4 separate regions of the Homo sapiens genome follow, and regions 1, 2 and 3 are each linked to region 4. A link is a contact called in ENCODE Hi-C or POLR2A ChIA-PET data. All regions are on one chromosome and are shown on one strand. The core of a region is the stretch at or near the end of the contact, and the rest is flanking DNA. Distances in the headings are between cores, read along the strand shown. Region 1 holds the start of GNB1-DT (GNB1 divergent transcript). Region 2 overlaps PRDM16 (PR/SET domain 16). Region 3 holds the start of PRDM16 (PR/SET domain 16). Region 4 holds the start of PEX10 (peroxisomal biogenesis factor 10).

Evidence for each region. Hi-C counts contacts between places; a loop is a spot of excess contacts on that map. ChIA-PET counts read pairs that join two places held with the same protein, here RNA polymerase II (POLR2A). Pooled maps may share reads with other maps.
Region 1: a pooled map shows a loop between it and region 4 (8-fold over the local background). The contact joins the promoter of GNB1-DT here to the promoter of PEX10 in region 4. A Hi-C loop is called at or near these places in 1 of 168 maps with a recorded cell type or tissue (naive thymus-derived CD4-positive, alpha-beta T cell) and 9 of 50 pooled maps. POLR2A ChIA-PET finds 5 or more read pairs at or near these places in 2 of 52 experiments (GM10248 and activated T-cell).
Region 2: a loop to region 4 is called in a map of endothelial cell of umbilical vein, with 25 times the contacts of the local background. The contact joins the enhancer-like site here to the promoter of PEX10 in region 4. A Hi-C loop is called at or near these places in 2 of 168 maps with a recorded cell type or tissue (endothelial cell of hepatic sinusoid and endothelial cell of umbilical vein) and 7 of 50 pooled maps.
Region 3: a map of IMR-90 shows a loop between it and region 4 (26-fold over the local background). The contact joins the promoter of PRDM16 here to the promoter of PEX10 in region 4. A Hi-C loop is called at or near these places in 4 of 168 maps with a recorded cell type or tissue (IMR-90, chondrocyte, endothelial cell of hepatic sinusoid and 1 more) and 3 of 50 pooled maps.

Annotation. Positions count from the first base shown.
Region 1 is chr1:1,888,785-1,893,174 of GRCh38, forward strand. GNB1-DT (GNB1 divergent transcript) reads left to right here and starts at 2,396. Exons shown (of 2, transcript NR_168264.1): 1 at 2,396-2,599; 2 at 3,116-3,942. GNB1 (G protein subunit beta 1) reads right to left here and starts at 2,303. Exons shown (of 12, transcript NM_002074.5): 1 at 2,036-2,303. RefSeq lists an enhancer at 1-315 and silencers at 1,618-1,807, 2,368-2,557, 2,678-2,777, 2,838-3,087.
Region 2 is chr1:3,282,810-3,287,134 of GRCh38, forward strand. All of the region lies in intron 3 of PRDM16 (PR/SET domain 16), which reads left to right. LOC124903828 (collagen alpha-5(IV) chain-like) reads left to right here. Exons shown (of 2, transcript XM_047436627.1): 1 at 1-4,325. The coding sequence starts at 4,010. Among named protein-coding and RNA genes, the nearest start is that of MIR4251, 160 kb to the left of the region's middle. Within about 2 kb of position 1,327, at least 5 of the 41 ENCODE cell types and tissues checked have a DNase peak (open chromatin) inside an H3K27ac peak, as active enhancers do.
Region 3 is chr1:3,065,975-3,070,482 of GRCh38, forward strand. It overlaps PRDM16 (PR/SET domain 16), which reads left to right and starts at 3,229. Exons shown (of 17, transcript NM_022114.4): 1 at 3,229-3,322. The coding sequence starts at 3,286. It overlaps LOC124903827 (translation initiation factor IF-2), which reads right to left. Exons shown (of 5, transcript XM_047436614.1): 1 at 4,240-4,508; 2 at 2,248-2,997; 3 at 1,363-2,074. The coding sequence ends at 2,974. PRDM16-DT (PRDM16 divergent transcript) reads right to left here and starts at 1,751. Exons shown (of 6, transcript NR_015440.1): 1 at 1,363-1,751. It also overlaps the pseudogene LOC100420339. RefSeq lists an enhancer at 1,548-2,122.
Region 4 is chr1:2,409,372-2,413,931 of GRCh38, forward strand. PEX10 (peroxisomal biogenesis factor 10) reads right to left here and starts at 3,193. Exons shown (of 6, transcript NM_002617.4): 1 at 3,020-3,193; 2 at 1,000-1,080. The coding sequence starts at 3,131. RefSeq lists enhancers at 1,840-2,420, 2,421-3,001, 3,002-3,582, 3,583-4,162 and silencers at 2,779-3,158, 3,319-3,918.

The DNA of each region.
Region 1 (4,390 bases), core at 1,146-3,645, 520 kb before region 4:
GCCGAGATCGCGCCACTGCACTCCAGCCTGGGCAACAAGAGCGAAACTCCATCTCAAAAAGTAAAGAAAGTTCTGCCTTAGCATAAACCAAGACAAAACCCACCATTCAGTCCTACCCTGGGGAGGCTCTCAGACCTGTCTCCATGTCAGTGGCACCACCTCCATCCCCAGCCTCGAACCCAGCGTTAGCAAAGAAGGAACCGCCTATCCACTTTCTTGATATACATACCTTCCCAAAGAATCCAGAATAGACTATGCATGTCAATAGCATGAAAATTAAAACCTTACTTTCAATAAAGAGCTCCTCCCTCTCCCAAAAGACTATCACTTCAGATTAGAAAATAACTTATGCAAAAACCTTATCAATAACAATGCTTGCTCCAAAGACCTTATTCAGTATGCAGTTCACTGAAACTTTCCACAAAACTAATACGTCCATTTGCTAATCATGAAAAATAATCTTCATATTTTCTTAATTAATAATCTCACCAGCAACTGCTTAATCACCTAATACTATTTGAGACTAATGTTATCAGATAGATAGCAACATGAAAATACAATGAACCAATGCTCCCCAAAAGAAAACCATAGGTTACCATTTCTACACTATTTACCCATAAGTCCAGTACTGTACACCCTAACTGTAAATGTACACCAACTCCCTTTTCAAAACACAAATTTTAACATCGGCGTTTTCCTTCAGGAGCCCATTTCACAATCTTAAGAAAAAGCTTCCATGAAGACAGGCTGGGCACGGTGGCTAAGGCCGCTAATCCCAGCACTTTGGGAGGCTGAGGCGGGAGGATCGCTTGAGCCCCAGAGTTCGAGACCAGCCTGGTTAACAGGATCTCTTTTACAAAGAGATCCCATCTCTTAAAAAAAAAAAAAAAAAAGGCTTCCATGAAGATGAATTAAGCAAACAAAAGCTGATACTGCTTCTGCATGCTAACCATGTAATTTAACGGACACAAGAAATGTTAAAATATCATTTGAATCAACTATCGATTCACAAGAAAAAATATAGCAGGTTCTTAAAAGTCAAAAGCCTCAGCCGACAGCCCTGTGGAATTTTCAACAGATCTCCCCACTCCCCACCCCCACCCCGCTTCCAGCCGAAAAGCCGATCCAGGCAAGAGGAAGACACCCAGCCTTTGTGCTATTTCCTGTCCTCTCCCCCACCTTCGGGCCTTCGGAATATCGCAAACCGGGCCCCGAAACTCGGCGCGGCGGCGGCCGCCCCACAAAGGCAGCGGTGGGAGCGCCATCTTGGCGCGGCCACCGGGCCCATTCATTCGCGGGGCCGGGCCGGGGTCCGCGCAACCCTCGAGTCGACACGCGCGGGGCGCCAGCGCCGGACAGACCCGGGCCTCGGCAGGAGAAGGGCGAGGCCACAGCGCGACTGCCTCAGCGGCTCGACACAGCGAAAAGGGCCGAAACCGTTATTTTCCCATTTCCCGACGCCGCGCCCGGCTTCCGCTTTAAATCCCTACTCCGACCGCGGCGCGCGGCCCGGCTTCCCCATTTCATTGTTCCCCTTCCCCACGCTCGCGCCCCGCGGCCGCCCGGCCCTCAAAGTCACCCCGATAGGCGGCCCGCGCGGGGGCTCCGGCCGCCGACACCGCCCCGCCTGCAGGCCCGCCCGGCCTTTGTTCTCGCGCCGCGGGCCCGAGAGCCACGTCCGGCTCCCCACGCAGGGCCCGGCCCCGCCCGACCCGCGCCCCCGGGGCCCCGGCCGCCGCCACGGGAAGCGCCCGCGGCGCACACAACCCCGCACCCCGGTGCCGAAACTCGGCCCCCAGCCTTGGGCCTGGGACCCCGGCTCCTCTCCCTAGACCCCGCCCTCGACCCCGACCCTGCACCCCGAACCTCGGACCCCAGCCCCCGGCCCCCCCTTCGGACGCCGCCCGCCGCACCCGGGCGGGGCAGGAAGACGCGGCCCCGACCGGCGGGTGGGGTGGGGGCGGGGCGGGCGCCCCCAGGGCGGGCGGGTGGACGAACAGGACCCGGGTCCGGGGCTGGGGGCTGCCGCGCTCACCTCAGCGCCCTCGTCGCGGCCTGACGCGCCCACACCGCCGCCTCGGCCGCCGCTCGGCAGGTCGTCGCGCTCGGGCCGCGCTGCGCGCTCCGCGGGCGCTGCGGGCAGGTGCGCGCCGGCGAGGCTCGGTCCAGTCCCGCCGCGGCGGCTGCTCCACTCCCGGCCCCGCTCCCCACTCGCCGCCCGCTCCCGCTCCCGCCGCCGCCGCCGCCGCCTCCGTCCGCCCCTCAGACGCCTCCAGCCATCGGGATGGGCGCGGCGGGCCCCTGCCCGCAGCCTCGGAAAACCCCACGCGCTCGCGTCACCACGCACGCCGCGCGTCGCGCGCGCTCGCCAGGCCCGACGGGCACGCGCACGCCTGTGCGCGTCCAAACCGCATCGGGCCCCGAGCGCGTGTCCGAGCGGCTTAAAGGGGCCGTGCTGCTGCCTTCGGGTACCGCTGCCCCGGGAGACCCCCGGCGGCCCGGCCCTGCGGGGACCGGGCGGGATGGGGACCGGGGCAGTGGACCCTCGGAGTTGGGATGGGGCGGGGGGAACGCGGGCGTGGAGCCCTCCGGGGACAGGGTAAGGTTGGGTAACCGTGGGCGGGGGCTCCTCCAGGGGCGGGGGTGGGGTAACGGCGGGCGGGGGGCACTCAAGCGACAGGGCAGGGGCGGGAAGGCCGCGGGCGGGGGCGGTCCCTCCGGGGACGGGGCGGGTGGGGGCACCGCGGGCGAGATCGCTTCCTGCAGAGGAGGCAACAGGCCCCGCTAGCAGGTCAGGGTCCCGGGCAGGCGCAGGTGCCCCCCGGCCTCTCAAGCAGGGACTGCGGCGAGCTCAGACGCGGCTGACGGGCAGAGACTCGCGCTTGGGCTCAGTGCGTGTGAAGTGGGCCTCGGGCTGCGGAGGAGGGCAGCACCCCGTGGCTCCTCGCGCTGCTGCGAGCAGGGCCGCCTGGCAGGGGCGGGGGCCGGTGGGCGGGAGTGTCGGGGTAAGGCCGCGGACTCCTCCCATGCCGCTGAGCAGTGGACAGCGGGGACTGGAGACCTCCAGGTGAGGAAGGGGAACGAAGTCAAGAAGGCCACATGTCCTGGCTTCCAGGCTTGGTGTCCTCAGAAGCCTCCAGAACGTCCATGGAACCCGCCCCTGCGCCCACCGCCTCCTGCTGTCTTTCCAGCTGAGTTCCGGCTGCCCCTCACCCTCGGCTTCTTCACTCTGCCTCTCCCCAGCCAGCGCCCTGCTCCCCGGTCCTCAACCACCACCTTCCACCTGCCTGGGCCTTCATCGCCTCCGAGCTCCCCTTCCACACCAAACCTGGCGTCCGTTTTCCTCCAGGCCTGCACCAGCACAGCTGAAGGGGAGAGAGACCCAACCTCATCCACTGGGCCTCCCCTCAACCAGGGCCACAACCTCAAGGGGCCATGCCACCTCCAACACCTATTTCCCACCTTCTACTCTCTCCACACCCTGGGACACCACCCGCCTCTCTCAGCTGACGTTTTCCTTCTTGTTTTGTGTGCATGGTGCTTGTGTGAGAAAGTGGACACACAGTAAGTGCGGCTTCCAGATGCGTCCGCCACCTGCCCTCCGTGCCACGCGCTTCCCCCTACCTAGGGGAGCCTCCACCAGACAGGGAACCCACGCCTTGCCACCCTTCTCTCTCCCTCCCACTTCACCTGTCCGCATCATTTCTGGAGCCCTTTCTTTCTGGCACGAGATGCTCCAGGGCCCTGTTGTATTCTCCCTGCCCCAGCCTGAACCCAGCTATTTCTGCTGCAGCCTGGTTCATTGTGGGAGAATGTCATGCAGAGCCCGGGATCTGGCTCCGGATGTGCTCATTGCTACTGGGGTGTCATTGCAGCTGGCGGAGCAAGGGAACACATCTATGTACATGCCCACACGCATATGTATACACACAGTTTCATGGGCGTGTTTGTCTGTTTTTCTTGGGCACCACGTGTTTACTCTGATGCCAGGCCAACACTACAGGGCTCAACCTGTTCGGAATGAGGGGCCTCCTGCTTTGGGAGTGAGGAACCTGGCTCTGATTATCTCCTGTGTAACCAGTCTCTCATCCTTGCTTCCACCCCACCATATGCTACCCGCTCCTCACCCTGCGTGGCCTCTGACCTCCGCTGGACCACCGAGGCCCCGCCCCCACAGGGGCGCCTGCCTGCCTAGCACAGTTGAGCAAGGAGTGAATTCCCAGTGAAATTTTTTTAATTTTTATTTTATTTATTTATTTTGGGTTTTTTTTTCTTTCTTTCTTTCTTTTTGAGATGGGGGTCTCCCTGTGTTGCCCAGGCTGGTCTCAAACTCCTGGGCTCCAGCGATCCTCCCACCTCAGCCTCCCAAAGTGCTGAGATCACAGGCAGG
Region 2 (4,325 bases), core at 77-2,576, 870 kb after region 4:
CCGTGGCCGGAGGGGCACGAGGGTGGTGGGCAGCCAGCGCTAGCCCAAGCTCCCGGGGTCACTCCAAGGAGTAGTGAGGGCTCCCCTGCAGGTGCAGTGAGAGGCGTGGTAGTATTAGGGCGGTTAGAGGAGGGGCGTCTCCCTTCCCTTCCTTCTGAGTTTTCTTTGACACTGTCATCTTTCAGTGCAGAGTCAATGCTGCAGAAGGCTCCCTGTGAGACAGGCGAGGCTGTGAGGCCGGGTGGGAGGCAGCGCTTCCCGAGCAGGTGCGGGGTGCGTCTTCACTCTGCCCCTCCCGACACTTGGTTTTGGAGGGGTCTGACCCAGTGGCCGGGCTCATGGGTGGGAACTGGCCAGCCAGCCCCTCGTCACCTTCCCTCCTGCTTGGGCTCCACAGCATATCCCAGGCACAGCTGCCCATTAGAGGCGGGGCTGTCCCTGCAATGGAGGTGCCAGGGAATGTCTGTCCAGGCCTTGGCCAGGGCCCGGGGTGGCTGCAAATGGCCTTAGGCCAATGAAGGACACAGCTGCCCCCCAACCTTGTTCATTCTCCAATGCCCCTCCCTCTGTCCCTCTCTCCCTCCCTCCCTCCTGCAGCCAGACCCTGGAGGTGGGCTCCATGGCATAGGACAGCCCCAGGCAGACCCAACTCACCCACTCCCCAGAGTGGAAAGAACAGCCTCTGCCCCACACTGCGCGGTGCCCCTAGGTCCACAGCAGAGACAGACACACAGAAGAGAGGGGACGGACAGCGAAGGGTTACGGGGACCAGACCTCAAGGTCAGAGGAAGAGAGAGGGGACGGTCAGCAAAGGGTTACGGGGACCAGACCTCAAGGTCAGAGGAAGAGACAGGGGGTGGTCAGCGAAGGGTTATGGGGACCAGACCTCAAGGTCAGAGGAAGAGAGACGGGGCGGTCAGCGAAGGGTTATGGGGACCAGACCTCAAGGTCAAAGGAAGAGTATATTTCCCGCCTGCTTCCCCCAGCATCTTCCAGCAAAGCCGGCTGGTGGTGTTGCGGCCACACAGCCTCCCCGACCAACATCCAAGCCTGCAAAGCTAAGAGGTTAGGATCTGCAGGAGCCCAGGTGCCTCCGCGGGAGGAATGTGGCTCAGATTCGGGGGACCGGTGCGCGGTGTGTCCAGGAGACGCAGGCACATCGCAGGGTTGGAAGTGCGCTGGGGGCCTGGCCTGTGGTCCTGGCTGGGATGCCGCCATCCTAGGGTAGCGGGCCTGGGGGGGCCTGGAGCTGGGGGCCATCCTCCCATGGCCTGGGCCTGGGGCAGGGGCTGCTGCCCGCCACCCGCCACCCGTAGCCCGCCCGGGAAGCTGGGGTGGAGGCGCCCTCTATCGCCTGCCTGGGGGACATCTCGCCAAAGCACACCGGTTTGCAAAGGCAAACCGACATTAAGCGTCCCAGGTTCCCCAGACATTATCTGCCTTTTGGGAACCTTTAAAATAAAGAGTCAAACGTTTTCGGCCCCTGTCTGGCTTTTTATGTAAACTGAGTGGTTCCTGGAGTGTGTTTTTTAAAGTGTTAAGATGGCAGTATTTATCTGGAGGGGGAGGGAGGAAGAGCCAGGTGGGCGTTCTCCTATTAGGCCAGAATTTTCAGAGAAAACCAGTGTAAGGCGTGGCCAAAATGATGAGTTTGTTTCCCGGTGGCCTAGGAGTCTGTCCAGAGCAAAGCAACTGCCAGGTGGGCTTCTCCTGGCACTGTCGCCGTGAAGCCTTCGGGAGCCAGGACCTGCCAGCAGCCAGAGTTCAGCCCTGCAGGGAAAGGGGCGGCCAGGGGGAGCCCCACACCCTGAGAACGTGGGAGTGCGGTCTTGATACAGATCATCTTCAGATAGACTCTGTGGCCTTATGATGGGGAATCTGAGGGTTCATTCTCAGCCAGAGAGGAGGATAAGGGGTGTTGCTTCTAGAAACGGCCATGCGTCTTGGGGGCTTCACGGAGCACCTGTGAGCCTGGGGTGGCCAAGCCTGGGAAACCCAGCGTGGTCCCGCCCAGGCCAGGGCAGAGCAGAGAAGGGTCAGAGCTGGAGGCCGGGCTGAGGAGTCTGCAGCCGCCAGGGCAGCTTCCGAGCTTGGTGCACCTACTCACCACGCTGGCCCTTCCTGGGCTGTAAGCCCTGAGTGACCTGCTCCCCTCTGGGCCCGGGCTTTCGGAGGCGAATGTTGGTAGGTTTCTCTGGCCGGTATAGCCCTTGAGCATGGAACGCTTCACCTGGTGCCCTGGACGGGGTGCAAGGGAGGCAGGCTGGCACTCTCTGGCCCCCCCAAGTTCTGGGCCAGCCCCCAGCATTTCCTGCTGAGAGTCCCAAGGTCCTTGGTGAGGTTTTCAGAGCCCACTGGGCAAACCTAGGGTGAGGTGGGCTGTGTGGACTGCAGCCAGGAGCAAAGTCTGGCCTGGGGCACCCCAGCCCTCTGGCCCCAGCCCCGTGGAGGCCCCTGCCTCTCCCCTCCAGCTGGCCACCTGGGCGTTCTGATTACCTCTCCAGGTGTGGCTGGGAAAGCAGCTCTGCCCTCTGCCCTCACCCCATTGTTCCCCAGGCTCTGCCTTTCAGGTCGTTTTACGTTTTCACCTGATCCCTGTGATGCTGCAAAGCATTCCCAGGCCACTGAGCAGCCCTGCCACAGCCGCTGTGTCGCCCCCACTCACAAATCTCGGGACGGACATGTCCCCTGCCTTCCTGGGAGCAGGCATGCTCCCAGGAAGCTGTGACATGCTCGCTCGGGAGCTTGGAGCTGTGACATGCTCGCTCGGGCTTCTTCGCTCACACCCGCGACATCCACATTGGCCGTGGTCATAGCCAGCCTGAGCCCAGGGCGTGCTTGAGCCCCTCCGTCTCTGGTCCCTGGACGGCCAAGGTCAGTTTCCTCCCCCTGGAAATGGCTAGATGAAGGTCTGCTTCTCCAGATGCCAGCCTTGCTCCCAGGCCATGGCAGAGGAAAGCCCCCCCACCACCGGACACCTGGCATGTCCACCTGGGGAAAGGGCACTGGCCCTCTCTGGCAAGAGCTTCTCAGACCCCAGGGTAGGTGGACTTTGTGGTTTTCATCTCTGCCGAGCGTGGAGCCCAATCAAAGATCCAGGCTCCGCTGACGAGAAAACCCAGAAAGCCCCTGCGGCGTGACACAAGGAAAAATAAATATCAAAAGAACATTTGACGAGCTCAATAAATTGATCATATTGTGCTGAACCTTCACCCCCATAACTATGGGACCATTTAAATGCTAATGCCATTTTTTAAAAAGTCAATTACAGGAGTTTGCAAGGAATGGAGTCAGCATTCCCCACGACAGCCTCTCCTCCTCCAGCTCCCTCTCCTCATCCACAGGCACTGGGGCCTTTGCTCCCCTGAAGGAAATGTTCCCTCACAGTGGTCCCAGTAATTGAATCAAGTTGATACAGACACCAGGAATATTGCAAGTTGTGTGGGTAATGGGAAGCACGTGTTGATAAAGTGGTCAGTGTTTGCGGACCAAGGGGGGCCGCAACTGCAGTTAACCCTTCAGAGAGCACAGCGTCCCCACAGCCCGAAGGGCCGCCCCCTGCCTGGCAGAGCCCCAGGTGGGTGACATGCAAGCATTCCGGAATCTTCCAGCCCTGGGTTCCTGTTTCCCATCAGCACCTGCTCTGCTCTGCAGACGGCAACATGGCCACAATTCTCCCTCCTCTTGGTGGCACCTCCTCACCAACTGGACCCAACCGAGCCTGCAGCCTCCTGAATTGACATGCAGGAGAGGAGAAAGAAGAAGACATGGACCCCCAGAGAAAGCTGGATGCTCAGGAACCCCGTGTCCTCCATAAGGGCCTGAGGGCCTGGGGGTTCAGCCTTCTGCACCCCCAAGTTCCTCCCACACCAACTGTGCTGGTGGCAAAATTCTAGTCACCATTTTCATACCGACAGCCTCTACGTGCTGGGCGCTTAACTCACAGGAGACCTGCAAGCCTCACTCGGGGAAACAGAGGCACACAGAGTGGAGGGGCCGCCCAGCTCAGATGCAAGAGGATGGAAAGCATGGGACTCAAAGCTGGGTCTGCCCACCCTTCCTGGGTGCTGGGACTCAAAGCTGGGTCTGCCCACCCTTCCTGGGTGCTGGGACTCAAAGCTGGGTCTGCCCACCCTTCCTGGGTGCTGGGACTCAAAGCTGGGTCTGCCCAACCTTCCTGGGTGCTGAGTCTGCCCACCCTTCCTGGGTGCTGGGGCCCTGTTCCCCTGACCCTCATTTTCCCACCCTTGATCTGGCCCATGAGGTCCTGGGGGCCTGGAGTCTTCCTGGGGTCAGCAGGAGGCCTGCCCCACTGGGGCGGCAGC
Region 3 (4,508 bases), core at 1,979-4,478, 660 kb after region 4:
GTTGTCCAGTGTAGGAGCCTCTATGTGGCCAACCCACACTCACTGTCCTTGGACGACCCAAGGAGGTCAGTAGGAATGAGCTTACAGCACTTACAATCCCAGCGCAGGGGCCCCAGGGCCTGGCATCAGCCTCAAGGCTCTGCAGAGCTAGACTTGGTTTGAAAATTGCCCTTAGACCTTTTAGTATCAACCTTTTCCCCACTGGGCCTACATTTGCCCTACCTGTTCTCCAAGCCCCCCAAAGCCCTTGCCAGGCAGGGACACAGAACTGGGCCCCAGGGAGGACTTGCATCTGATCTTCCCTGCTTCACCCTTTTTCCCCACGGGACTCCTCAATGCCTGACCTGCTCTCCGCTTCTAAGTCTGGCCACGCGGGGGCAGGGCCTGGCCAGGCCAGGATGCAACCTCGGCCAGGGCCATGGCCTTGGGGACAGCCTGCCTGGGCTCCTCGAGCAGGCTCGGGAGACACTGCCCCACTGGAGCCAGGGCTGCGTCAGTGCCTTGCAGGTAGGCAGCCCGGCTGTCTCCCTGGCGAGGCTTGACCGGCAGCTACCCCTTCCCAGGCAGATCCATGACCCCATCCCTACCCAACAGCCTGGTGGAGGGCAAGGACCAGATGGCACAGACCAGCTTGCTCCCATACCTCCTGCCCTTCTTCCCTAGGGGCTGGCAACAGGCCAGGGATGGCTGTCCTGTCCTAGCCTGGCCAGGGTTCTGAGAACCACCTCCTGAGCTGGAGGAGGAGGCAGGGAGAGGGCCTGAGAGAGTTGGGGCACCCGTAGAAGAAGGCCAGGACTGCACAACCTTGGCATCTGTTGGCTACCTCCAGGCCAGGGGCAAAGGAGGCCTCTGCTGGGCTGCAGGGTGAGGGTGGGGAAGGGACCCTCTCTGCAGGTGGGAGTGGTTCGCAGGCACCATAGTAACTTCCCCAGGCCTCCTCCCAAACCTGCAGAGGCTTCAGGCAGGAGCAAGGGGGACCTGGGTGCAGAGATATGGGAGTGACCTTGAGTCCTTTCTAGCCAGCAGCTCCAGCCAGGTTGGGCCCACCGTTGGGAACCTGCCCTTGGCGGGGTTTAGGCAAGACAGCGCCCGTGTTCCTGGGCTCCAGCACCTCCCACCCACTGGGGCGAGCAGGTTCAGAACCGGCCTTGGCGGTGCAAAGCTGCAGCGGTGCCCTAGTTGGCTAGGCAGATCAAGACCTCCAGAGCCGGGCCTGTAAACTGAGCTGTTCTCTGCCCCAACCCCTGTAGAAAGATGGTCAGGGTGTGGGGAGGGTGGGTAAAGGGGTCGATAGACCCTCGAAAGGACGGCAGGGAATGGGGCTGTGCCATTGCTCATGGCCCTTCTCTAGGCGACACTCACCTGGTGCCAGAAACAGCAGAGGTAGCGGCCAGTGAGCGCTTCCTCCATCCGGGGCTCGGGCGGCGAGCTGGCTGCAAGACTGGGCACCCTGGAGCCGTGGGAGCCTTGGGAGCCGAATCTGGGTTCGAATCTGAGCAGGGAAGCGGTGCCGACCGCGGAGGATCCAAGGCAGAAGGCCCAGCGCACCGCCGCCGCCAGCTCCTGCCCAACCCGGCTCCGCTGGGCTTTTCCTCTGGGGTGGCGCCGGCCCCGCGCCCCTCCCCATCCGGGGCGCCTCTGCTAGGACACCGGGGTCTCGGGGTTTCTCAGGGCTGCTGCGTTTCACCTCCTTTAACGCGGAGGCGCGGAGTTGCACGTGTGGGTCTCAGTGGAGCCGCCACAGGTCTTATTACACAACAAAGGGCAGGGAGGGCAAGGCCAGGAGCCTCGCGGGGCGGCGCAGAGACCCCGCATCGCGGGCGCGACCCCTGCCTCGGGCTCAGGCTGACTCTGCGGCAGCTCCAAGTCCCGTTGCCGGGCAGGACTTCGGTGCTCCGGAAGGGTGCGGGGCAGCAACCTGGCCAGGGCAGCGCCTCGGTTTCCTTCCAATTCATTCTCGATTCCCAGATACTCAGATGAGAAATCCGCACTCAGGCCGTCAGGCTCCTGGGCCCGGGCCACCCTGCCTGCGCTCAGCCCGGCCCCTCCGCCGCAGCGCCTCGGAGTTTGGGGGCTACAGGGGAAGAGGAAGCGTCTGGTCGGCTCCCGTCCGAGCTGCTCCACCTGCGCCGCTGGCCTTTCCGCCCGCTACGCACCTGGGCCCCGAGAGGCCAGAGGGGAGTGTCCCCAGTGGCCCGGGTCCCCGAAGGTGGCCCAGCTCGGGCGCTCGCGCAGCCGGGTACTCACCTTGGGGGCGCGGCGGCAGGAGAGCGCGGGCGGAGAGGTGCGGGCGCCCTGGGACGACCAGCCGAGGACGCCTGGTGTTTGGACGGCTGCCCCCGCGCTGTCCCCCCGTGCGAGGCGTGTTGGCCTCCGTGGCCTCGCGAGGGACCGAGGGCGGCGGGTCCGAGTGCCGCCCGCCGGCCTGGGCAGTGGCGGAGCGCGGAGCTGGCGGCGCCTCCGCTGTTGTTTTTGAGCCGCGAAGCCCGAAGCAGCAGCCGTTGGGTGGGGGCGAAGGGGAGGAGGCGGGGGCCGGGAGGCGCGAGGGGGGCGGTGGGGCCCGGAGGGGGCTTCGGAGGAGCCGGGTTCTGGCGCGCGAGCCCCGACGCCCCCTCCAGCGATCGCAGGGCGGGGACGGGGGCCGAGGGGAGAATGCAGGAGAAAAGCGGGCCGGGGCGACGGGGAACGCAAAGCTTTTAAATTAGTAATCAAACGCAGTAAAACGGAGCAAAACCAGCCCGGACTCGCGTCCGAACTATCGGCGCGTGTGCCCCGAGATCCAAGGAAGTCGTGTGGAAAACCGCAGCCGCCGCCCCATCTTCGGCCCCGGCTGGGGCGGGAGCAGCAGCGCGACGCGCCGCGACGCAGGGGCAGGGTGGGGGGATAGTCACCTCGCCTCCGGGGCCACCTGGGTCCTTTTAAAGTGTCCGGGGTGCGGGCCCCGGGCGGGAGCGCCGAACACGGAATGTTTTCTTAAAGGGCCAGTTCCGAGCTGCGCTGAAAAGGGGGGGGGGGAGAGGGGGGAGAGATAAGTGAGACGAAGACCGAGAAGGCCGAGGAGAGCCCCCCAATCCCGCGCCGAGGCGGCGGCGGCGGCGGCGGCGGCGCGACGATGAGGATGATGAATACATTGCAAAGTTTTTTTGGCCCCGGCGAGGGGTGTCAGATTGAGTGCTCTGTGCGCATGTGCGAAGGTGTCCAAACTGACAATGCTGGGGAGATGAAGATAGTGTGTGGCTGCTTCTGGACTCAAGGAGGAGGAGAGAGATTCCGCGAGCCGACACCATGCGATCCAAGGCGAGGGCGAGGAAGCTAGCCAAAAGTAAGTCTCCCGCGCTCGGCCGCGCCGCGCCGCCGGGGCCCGGGCCGCCGGGCCGGGGCGCCCGGGCCAGGGGTGCGCGTCGGGGCGCGGCCGGCGCGCCTGCGGCTCCGGGCCCCCGGCTCGGCCGCGCGGCCCGGGGGGCTGCTCCGCCTCCCGCGCTCCGGGGCGACCGGGCTCGGCGCGGAGGCTCGGGGCGCCCGGGCCGCGCGCTCCCCGAAGGCGCCGGCCCCCTCCCCGCGGAACCCCCTCCCCCCCCACCAGTGTCAGGCGCTCGGGCCCGGGAACCCGAGGCGCGCGGTGGGGGCCGGGGAGGGGGGCGGAGGGGGAGGGCCGGGGGTGGAGGGGAGCGAAAAGTGAAAGTTAGCGAAAAGTTGACGAAAGGGGAGAGCAACTTTTTCCTCCCCGCTCGCTCTCTCCCTCTCTCTCTCCGAGTGGCTCTCAGTCCTGGTCAAATCATATTCCGGGCTTTTGAAATAGTGGGCGCTAGAGCACCGCCTTTGGCGTCCGCCAGCCGGGCGCAGAGGAGGGAGACCCCGAGCCGGGGAGGGGCGGAGGAGGGGGCGCGGGCCGGCGCCCACCCGGCTCCGCGGGCGCAGGGGCAGGGGTGGCGACGGCGGGACAGCCGCAGCCACTTGGGGAGCAAAATGGAGACTTTTGCCCGGGCTGGGAACTGTGGTCGTGAAGTTTATCCCCGGCTGTGCCCCGCGTGGTGGAGGGCGCTCCTCTGGGACGCCGGCAGCCTGCGCGGGCCGCCGGGGCGACAGTGCCTCCGACAGGAGGGACCCACCCGGCCACCTCCCGACCCGCCGCTGCCGCCCTCGGGCCCGCGTGGACCCCTCTGTACCCGCTTGCCTGGCACAGCCGGGCCCGGCGGGGACAGAGCTGCCCCGGCCAGGCTGCCCGGTCCTCGGTCTTACTTTCTCTTTCGCTCCGTCTCGGCCGAGCCCCGGGCTCCGCGCGCCCCGCCTGCCGCCAGCCGGTCCTTGCCGCGGGCCGGGTGCTCCAGCCACCCGCGCCCTCGCCCGCCACAGCGCCTCCGAGCAGCCCGCGCGCACCCCGCAGCCCCGGTCGCCGGCGCCATCCGCGGTGAGGCGGGCGGGCAGGTGAGGACAGGCGGAGCCGCGGCCCGGCCAGCGCGGCTCCCGCAGCCCCGCCGAAGCCCCGGCTGCAGCGAAGCGGCCAGCGC
Region 4 (4,560 bases), core at 1,943-4,442:
CCCCACCCAGAAAAGCCTGCTCCCCGTTTCCATCTCTGTGGATGGCAACGCCAGGCCTCCGGTTCCTGAGGTCAAGCCCAAGGGGCACCCTGCATGCACCTTCCCTGTGTGTTCCACCCCCTCGCTGCCGCCCCTGCTCTGTACCACCACCATCCTGTGGGGGACTGTCACAGCCTCTGTAGTCTCCCTGAGCCCAACTTTGTCCCCTGAGGTCTGGTCTTAGCTAGTGGTCGGCCTCTCCCCTGCCCACGTCCCTGGAATGCCCCAAGCCTCGCACAGGGAAAGCTATGGGCTTACAAAACTCACGAGCCCCCCGGGGTCATTCTCCCAAACCGCCAAGGACGTGTTCTTCTCAGGGCCTTTCCCGGCTGCTTGCTCTGCCGGTCTGGAAAATGCTCTTCCCTAAGACGTGGTCTTTATCTCTGAGAGCCCCTCACTTCCCAAGATGCTCTGTGACGCAGCCACATCTGTCTCCCGCCCACCGAGCACACTCTCCATGGCGGCAGGATGCCCGGGGCGAGCCCCTCGTAGGGAACCAGGCTGGCACTCGGTGGTCCTTGCTACATGCTGAGCTGGGGTTGGGAGCCTGAGAGCTTCTGTCAACAACTCCCTCTAAAGGGTGGTGACCAGCCTGGGCCACAGACCCACCACTGCTCCACCAGGGCACTGTCACACGGGCACTGCACCCTATGACATGGCTCAGCACTGTGACTCACTGGTGCCACCAGGGCTGGCCACTGAGAAATGGGTCTCAGTGGCACCCGGGGTAAAGTCTTAAACAAAGAACCCCAGGGACACACAAAGGCTGGAAAAGTCGGCTCCCTGCTGGGAGCAGATGCCTCGCCTCCCTCGGAGCAGTACCTCCTGCACTTCCCTGAAGCAACCTCACCCGGGCCAGCTCCAGGAGCTTCTCACACTGCCTGGCAGCCCCCTGGCCACCGTCCCCAGACTTGGTGTGTGTGGCTGCCCTCAGTCCTGAGGTCCCGTGGGAGCTTCTACCTGCAAGTGTGGTGAGGCCAAAGTAGGCCACATCTGAGAGCAGCTCAACCTCCTTCCTCCACTCCAGCCACTTCCTCGCACCTGAGAGGAGAAACAGTATTAGTCCGGGGGAGCTGGTGGGCATCCTCTGAGGATGAGGGACCACAGTCCTCCCCCAGTTGTCTAGGCCCAGATCCAGTCCCACCCCTTCCATGAAGCCAACACTCACTCCCTGGCCTCCCTCTCTGCTTCTGTCTCCGGAGGCACCACCTTGACTTGCCTTAGCGTGAGCTGCAGACAGTCTGCGAAGAATCTCCCACCTGTGCTCATCTCTTGCTCCGGGATTCCCCTGAGCAACTGTTCTAGGGCCTATGAGGGCCACATGGAAAGATGGTCTGGGGTATTAAGATTACAGGCCAGAGGCCAACTGTCTAGCATCAAAAAGCAGCTCTCCAACTTGCTGGCTGTGAGGTCTTTCTGGAATCTCAATTTGCTCATCTATCAGAAGAGTAATAAGTCCTACTTGGAGGGATGTTTGAAGATTCAATATTTGTAAAACACTGGGAACAGTGTCTGGCACAGGGGTAAGTGCCAAGTGTACTGTAAAACAAGTAAGTACACACACAAAAAATTCTCATCATGTCACTCTCCTGTTCAGAATCCACCAATGGCTGCCCACCTGACACCCATGGGCCTCCCGGCACGGAGCCTGGCTGTCCTCTGATATTTACCCATGCTCTTCCTGTCCCATGGCACTGTTCCTTTGGCCACGACACCCCCACCACTGGGCTCTAGTGCCACTGCTCCCTGAAACGTTCTGCTGGGAGTTCATGCCTTTAACGACTGCCTGCCCCACCCCCCAAAGACTTGATGGCTTTGCCTTTTTTTTTTTTTTTTTTTTTTTGAGATGGAGTCTCACTCTGTTGCCCAGACTGGAGTGCAGTGGCACGATCTTGGCTTACTGCAACCTCCGCCTCCCGGGTTCAAGTGATTCTGTCTCAGCCTCCCAAGTAGCTGGGATTACACGCACGCGCCACCACGCCCTGCTGATTTTTGTATTTTTAGTAGAGACGGGGTTTCACCATGTTGTGTAGACTGGTCTCGAACTCCTGACCTCAAGTGATCCACCCGCCTCGGCCTCCCAAAGTGCTGGGATTACAGGCGTGAGCCACCACACCCGGCATCTTTTTTTTTTCGTTTTTTAATCGGTGATGGGGTCTGGCCCCGTCGCCCAGGCTGGAGTGCAGCGGCACAATCATGGCTCACTGCAGCCTCATCCCTCGGGCTCAGGCGATTCTCTTGCCTCAGCCTCCTGAAGAGCTGGGATTACAGACGCCGCCACCACGTCCGGCTAATTTTCAGATTTTTTGTAGAGACGGGGTCTTGCCATGTTGCCCAGGCTGGTTTCAAACTCCTGGGCTCAAGCGATCCTCCCGCCTCTGCCTCCCAAACTGCTGGGATGACAGGTGCTGCTTCATTGAGTACACTGGCTTCTGTACTCAGCTCCCGGCCTGGTGAGGCAGGCAGGGCCTGGCTGAGCCTACACTGGGGTCAGCAGGGCGAGGGGCCTGGGCTGCTGCTCAGGCCTAGGAAAGGCCGGGGTCAGTGTGAACCGGACCGAGGTATGAGGCGTTCGCGCCGCGGGCGCTCTGACCCCTCTGCTCACAGGGGAGGATCGGAGGGAGGCTTGAAGCACTTGCCAAGGCCTCACACCTGGAGGGGACAGAGTCTTCCCCAGCCGCTGGCGTCAGCTGGACCTGCCCTGAGCTGGGGACGGGAAGGGCTTGGGCGGGAACTGGAGGCCCACGCAGGTCCCCCGCGGTGTCTGCGGCCTGTGCCTCTGGGGCCACCTGGCCAGGGAGGGCAGGAGGTGCCCCGCACATCCCTGAATGGCCGCAGGGCAGGCGAAGGAGACTGCCGGGTCCCAGGTTGTGGGACGGGCCCAGGCGACCGTGACCACACACGGCAGACACCCCGCCTCCATGAGGGGCAACACCCCCTGGGCCGCTCGCGAGGACGTCCGGCCGCGCCCGGCCCTCACCCGCCAGGCTGTGCAGGGCGCCGCCCGCCGCGCTCCGCAGCCCACCGCGGTAGTACTCGTCCTTCTGCGCCGCGCGGATCACCTCCGGGGGGCTGGCGGCGGCCGGGGCCATGGCCGCGGGTTCGGGTGGTCCCGAGCAGCCACGCCGGCCACGCCCACGCCCAGACGGGCGAGAACTGATGACGGCACGACGTGGCTCTGCGTGCGGCGCAGACCTCTGCGTCAAGGTGCTGGGGCGGGGCCGGACTGGGGCTGGAGGCGGGGCCAGGGCCCGGGCGGAAGCGGGGCTGGAGTCCGAACCAGCGCAGCGCGGGGCGGGGCAGCGGGAAGGTAGTCGGAGGCGCAGGGCGGAGCGGAGCGGGGCGGGGCCCGCGAGCCGAGGTGGGGGCGGGGCACGCGCGAGGGGCGCTGGCGAGGCAGCGGGATGGGCTCGCGGCCGCGTGGTTGCTGCGACCTCGGGGTCCTACGCTGCCAGGGGCCCCTGCTCTGCTCCCTGCACGTCCACGGGCCGCCCTCCCACTGGGGACAGCGCTGCGGAGTGGAGACGCTGCAGGCCCATTTACGGCTGGGGAGACGGAGGCTTTCGCTTGGGTCTTCGGGAAGCCGAGCTCCCAGCGCCGGCCGCGGCGGTCCCGCCCTCGCGCCCTTTGAGCTGCGCGGGCTCTCAGCGCGGGTTGGCCAGTTCCGGGGAGCCGGTCGGTTTGGGGGCCAGAGGGGCACGAGGCGAGACCCGGGACCTTCCAGGCCCCGAGCAGCCGCCTTCCCCAGTAATCCTGCGCGAAAAGCACACGGCCGGCTTGGTGTGGACGCCCCCCTGGTGCCCACGGGAGGCAGGGCCTGGCGGGTGGGGGGCAGCCGGGAAGCCGCCGCGTGGTTCCAGGACGGGCGGAAGGTGGCCTTCCACCCTCCACCCTCCACCCTGCCTGGCCTGAGCCCCGCAGGTGCTCTGGGGAACCACATCGCAGGCGCTCCGATCCCTCTGCTCCCAGGGGACGAGCGGAGGGAGGCCTGAAGCACTTGCCAAGGCCGCACACCTGGAGGGGACAGAACCTTCCCCAGCCGCTGGCCACAGCTGGACCTGCCCTGAGCTGGGGGTGGGAAGGGCTGGGGCGGGAACTGGAGGCCCACGCAGGTCGCCTGCGGTGTCTGCGGCCTGTGCCTCTGGGGCCGCCTGGCCAGGGAGGGCAGGAGATGCCTGGTACATACCTGAATGGCTGCAGGGCAGGTGAAGGAGAAGGCCCTGTTTTTTGGCCCCAAGGGCAGCACTTGGCCCTGGAGAGTCCTGCAGGATTGCAGGAGGAAGGCAGGGCACGACAAGGGGGCGTCTGCGCCCCGCTGACCTCAGTGGGGAGGGCCTCCAGTTCCTTGCCTCACCTCTGGTTCCATCTACAGGAGCTCAGCTGTGGGATCATCCCCAGACTGGCACAGCCCAGTCACAAAGCCAGAGCCCCACACTGCAGGAATGGCCCCTCTTACAGGGAAGGGGCATGGCCTGGGTGGCCCCGCCCCGCAGGCCCTCTGGCTACCAAACCTCCCAGCGC